2 separate regions of the Homo sapiens genome follow, and region 2 is linked to region 1. A link is a contact called in ENCODE Hi-C or POLR2A ChIA-PET data. All regions are on one chromosome and are shown on one strand. The core of a region is the stretch at or near the end of the contact, and the rest is flanking DNA. Distances in the headings are between cores, read along the strand shown.

The links. A loop is a pair of places that touch in the nucleus more often than their neighbours do. ChIA-PET counts read pairs that join two places held with the same protein, here RNA polymerase II (POLR2A). Pooled maps may share reads with other maps.
Region 2: a pooled map shows a loop between it and region 1 (2.9-fold over the local background). The contact joins the enhancer-like site here to the promoter of ORC2 in region 1. A Hi-C loop is called at or near these places in 4 of 50 pooled maps. POLR2A ChIA-PET finds 5 or more read pairs at or near these places in 2 of 52 experiments (K562 and OCI-LY7).

Annotation. Positions count from the first base shown.
Region 1 is chr2:200,962,394-200,964,939 of GRCh38, reverse strand. ORC2 (origin recognition complex subunit 2) reads left to right here and starts at 1,280. Exons shown (of 18, transcript NM_006190.5): 1 at 1,280-1,450. It overlaps LOC105373835 (a long non-coding RNA gene), which reads right to left and starts at 1,508. Exons shown (of 3, transcript NR_187976.1): 1 at 1,310-1,508. RefSeq lists a silencer at 871-1,269 and an enhancer at 1,978-2,047.
Region 2 is chr2:201,412,863-201,415,408 of GRCh38, reverse strand. The region is part of intron 2 of TRAK2 (trafficking kinesin protein 2); the gene reads left to right. It also overlaps the pseudogene SCYL2P1. Among named protein-coding and RNA genes, the nearest start is that of TRAK2, 37 kb to the left of the region's middle. Within about 2 kb of position 1,273, at least 5 of the 41 ENCODE cell types and tissues checked have a DNase peak (open chromatin) inside an H3K27ac peak, as active enhancers do.

The sequences.
Region 1 (2,546 bases), core at 31-2,530:
GACCTTCTACCTGGAAAATTTTACCCCTCTTGGCCTGTTTTAAATCTATTCAACACAGGGGTTTCAGTTTAAACATCTCTTCCTCCTAGAAAATTGTTCCTGACTCCTTCTGGGCTTTTAATTAGCTACTCCTACCATGTGCTCCAATGCACTTCCCATATCATGGTATTTTTCTCAATATTGTCCGTTCAATATCTTCACGTGCTAGGTAACTACAGTGAATGCAGAGATCGTAGTTGTCTCGCTCGATAATGAATACTTATCTTCTGTTCGCAGAGTACTCTGTAGTTTTGTTTTGAGTAAGTGAATCCAAATGAAACAATACCCTGTTCTTAATACTGTATGGATCCCATCCAGGTTCATTCCTTTTCTTCCTCATTTTCTCTGTCTTGTCTTTTTTATATTTTGGATAGTTGAAGTCAATCATTTTCTCTGTCTATTCATTCTATTTCCCCAGCCTCTTCATCCCACTAGCCGTCCGATCCCATCTCCATATTCAGTGCTTCTCCTAACGTCTCTTCTTCTCCCTACCCCAAACCCTGGAGATGTACAAGATCCTACCTTTCACGCCAAATGAAGAAAATCTTTAAAAAAGAAATGCGAATCAATTTCCATTACCTTTTTCTTCAAAAGGTAGCTGGGAAACCAATGAACACTTTTTTTTTTTTTTTTTTTTTTTTTTGAGACGGAGTTTCGCTCTTGTTGCCCAGGCTGGAATGCAATGGCTCGATCTCGGCTCACTGCAACGTCCGCCTCCCGGGTTCAAGCGTTTCTCCTGCCTCAGCCTCCCGAGTAGCTAGTATTACAGGCATGCGCCACCACGCCCGGCTAATTTTGTATTTTTAGGAGAGACGGGGTTTCTCCATGTCGGTCAGACTGGTCTCGAGCTCCCGACCTCAGGTGATTCGCCCGCCTCGGCCTCCCAAGGTGCTGGGATTAGAGGCGTGAGACACTGCGCCCGACCCCAAAGAACACTTTTTAAAGATTGCTACAAGACAAACAGCTACCACTCAGCCAGCTACTGTGCAAACTTCCTCAGATCCAAACAACACTTCCTTTTCCCTTCCCCGGAAACGGAAAGAAGAAAGGAAAGGTAAGGCCCACAACTCAGGGCCCAAGAATCCGTTTTCCTCAGGTTTCCTGATGGGCGGGGCCGAATGGCCGGCGCCGACTGGACGGCAGAGCCGTCGCTCTTGGCCGACTCCTCTTCCTATTGGCTTCCTCGGGCACCGCCCCCTGAACAGGGCGGGAGATTCGGTGTGCCGCACGCAGGCTTCCCATCCCCCAGCTGGCCTCCGGTGCTCCTTACCTCCCCGGTGGTCGGGCGCGAATTACTGGAAATTGGCTTTTCCCGTTGGGGCCGAAGGTACCTTCCCTGCGGCGGCGACTCAGCGGGGTGTCGTTCGGCCGGCGTGACGCAGCCGGATCGGCGCCAGACGGAAACCTAGCGGTGAGTAGTGGGGTGTCGGGGCAGCCTGCCTCCCTTTTCTGCTTAGCTCGCGGCGTGTGAGGTGCGTCCAGGTGCACCCAGCCCCGCGTCGGAGCTTGGCCCCTAGCGTCCCAAGTCGCGCATCTCAGGACTTTCCCTCGGCACTTGGGGCATGGTCTTTGCGCCTCGCTGCCCCCCGCAGGCTGCCCGGGGGCTCGAGAACCCTTACTGGTGGAGCGCAGCCAACTGGCCAGAGGCTGGAGGCGCAGGCCAAAGTCCTTTAAGACTTGAGGTGAGAGGCTCACTCTGGGAGGACCTTTCGTTAGTCTGCCCCGCAGTTATAGGCCTTTTGTGCAAGGGACGCCTGATACTAACCTACCTGATTCCCAGCTTACGAAGCCCTCTGGTTGGAAAAGGAGAACTGTGAAGATGTGTAACGACAGTGGTAAAGTGCCCTGTGAGGTATGAAGAGGAAGAGATCGCGTCCCAGAACCACTGTAGCTAGAACCTTTGATGTCATCCCAGCCTGGAGGCACCAATGTGTCCTGCCAGCTAACTGATCGGTCACCTTGGAGCCATGCTTGGCTGTAAAATGTTGATAAGCCAGGCTCTTTTGGTAGAGCTTTTTAATTAAAAAGATGTTGAGACGTTACTTTTCATTTTACAATTGAAATCCTAATAGAATCATTACACTTTCCCGCAGTTAAATTGCAATCTGAAGAAAAATAGCACGGCCCTACACCGTTATATAAGGGCACTGCACGTTAAACGGACATCATCACTTATTGAGCAGTTTTTCTGTTAGATGTTGAATGAGTTAGAGATGTACAAGAGATCTGCATGGTTAAGTTGAAGTTTAAAGTAAAAATATCTCAGTGCACTGCAGTAAGGAGCTAAAAAAGAAAAAGGTTAAAGTAAAAATACCGATAATTGGGAGCATTCAGTGATGCTCTTTTATATATCAGGCACATCATTTCATTTAATCGTCAGGACTTTGGACAAAGTCACACAGTTATAAAGTATGGAGTGGAGATTGGAACTCAGGTTTCTCCAATATTAAAATTGGTGTTTAACCACTAATCTATCCAACCTTCTTTTTCAAAGGATTATGTTTTTA
Region 2 (2,546 bases), core at 24-2,523, 450 kb before region 1:
GTTGACTCATTTCCCTCCTGGTTATGGATTACATTTTGTTTATTTTTGCATATCTAGTAATTTTGTATGGACTGGTGAATATTATGAATGTTACATTGTTAGGTGTTTAGGTTTTGTTGTCTTCCTTGGAAAAGTGTTAAAATTTATTTTGGCAAGACTTTAAGTTATTTGCTGATAAGGTTAACCCTTTGAGGCTTGTTTTTCATCTGTAGGTCTACAGATCATACTCTAGACCAAGCTCTAGTGTGCTTGATTCTAGCACTGATTTAATTATCTTACCGGTAGGCATGACTGGGAAAAAATGGACATGAAGGAGACATTTGGAGGATAAAATGGTAGAGAAGGAGTTGTCAAGCCTGGGCAAGAGTAATAAATGGAACATTATCAGAATATGGAAGCAAGGTGGAAGAGCTAGTCTAAAGAATATTTAGCTTAATCTACTAAGCCTGGATTGTACACTTATTTTTAATATTACATTTTGGAAGTAGGGAATTATTCTAGTCTAGAAGAGATGCTAGGGACTAGTATCTCTTGTAATGAATGTCACTTTTGTTCTTCATCTCCACTATACCGTTGAATACCTAATAGTCTGTTTTTAGCTCTGCATGTATTTATAGTCAACTTCTCTTCCTGAGTATTAAAATGACAATCTCTATGTAATATATGTGTGGCAGGAAAAATTTGGATAATCACATGGAACTTGTAATAATAGAATTTGGATATATGTTCAGGTCTCCTATTTAAGAGATCTGTAAGGATTGAGAGCTTATTTAGAACCATATTTAAGGTTTTAAATCTGCCTCATCTCTATCTCATTGTGGTGATCAAGCCACTGCTTCTCCTTCTGGGTGAATAGGGATGTCTGATATTGCCAGCCTCCTTTTATTAAACTTATTAAAATGTCATTGTGAAGTCAAGGTCAAGTCGTAGGAATTTACTCTCTTAAGGATTTGTTTTCTTAACCAGTACTTTGTTGTTCTTTGCCAGAGCTAGAGCATGTTTCATTATACTACCCACAAAGGAAATACCACATCTCTTTAAAAGTGAGAGGGTTGATATGACATCCTGTACTTTCGCTATTTTAAGCCCTAGTATTTTAAGCATGTTAACAGAAATAACTCTCCTTTTTTGTAAACAGCTAAGTTTGGGAGGTGTTAAATGATGGGCAGTACTGGGAACAGGAAGATAGTGGCAGATACATAAAAACACAAAAGCTCAGTTTGTTCAGAGATGGGGGTGGGGGTGTTATAGGTGTGCAAGTGAGAGAGTAGTGATGTAAATAGTATTCAGTGAGTACCTGTGATCTGCCAGATACCCTGGGTGCCTTAATTGCTTATTTTAGTTACTTCTTACTACTGTTGTGTGTGATAAATGATCTTTATTTTACAAATGAGAGAAATTAAGGCTCTGAAAGGATGAATCGTGTGTCTAACAATTAGTAGAGGAGTCAGATTCAGAAGCTACGTCTGATGCCAAAACCCATGATCTTTCTAATATTAAGAGTGAAAAATAGGACAATAAGTAGATTAGACACCTGGAGGAATTAGGAGATATGTAGGACTAATACTGTATGTTGGAGACATGATGTGTAGGAACTTGCTTTCTAGGACAAGTTGTCAGCCTTTGTCCTGTAAATGGCAGATAGCAACAAGAATGGGTACAGTGCTGGATAGGAAGTCGAGACCCAGGTCTGGTGGTTCTAGTGTCCTCGGCAAGTTACCCATCTTTAAGTCTCAGTTTCCTTATCTAGGAGGCAGGATTGGATGGTTTCCGAAAGTGTCTTCTACCTTTAATACTCTGTAATTATTTAGATACTATAGCAACCTTATTTTAGCAGTCTTGATTTGATCTCTAGGTGTAAAAACTCAATAGTAATACAGTAATAAAAATAGCTGACAATAGGTCTTTCAGTCTTTTCCCCCCTCCCTTAGTCTTCGTCCCCAATCCCTCCCCTCCCTATCCCTTTCCCTCCTCCAGCTGCCACGTGTGAAGGCAGAGCAGGAACAGCCTGTGTTTAGGGGGGTGGGGAAAAAGAGGCCCAGTTCTGCCCCTCCTGGAAGGAGAGGGAAAAGGTAACTATAACTACCCAATATTGCAGCCATGGAGTCCATGTTTAATAAATTGAAGAGTACTGTTACAGAAGTAACAGCTGATGTCACTAGTGCTGTAATGAGAAATCCTGTCACTAGAGAATTTGATGTTGGTCAGCACATTGCCAGTGGTGGCAGTGGGCTAGCTTGGAAGATTTTTAATGGCACAAAAAAGTCAACAAAGCAGTGGCTGTTTTTGTCTTTGATAAAAAATGATTGACAAATATCAAAAATTTGAAAAGGATCAAATAATTGATTCTCTAAAATGAGGAGTCCAACACTTAACTCGACTTCAACACCCTCGACTTCTTACTGTCCAGCATTCTTTAGAAGAATCCAGGGATTGCTTGGTGTTGTGTACAGAACCAGTTTTTTGCCAGTTTAGCCAGTGTTCTTGGTAACTGGGAAAATCTCCCTTTCCCTATATCTCCAGACATTAAGGATTATAAACTTTAT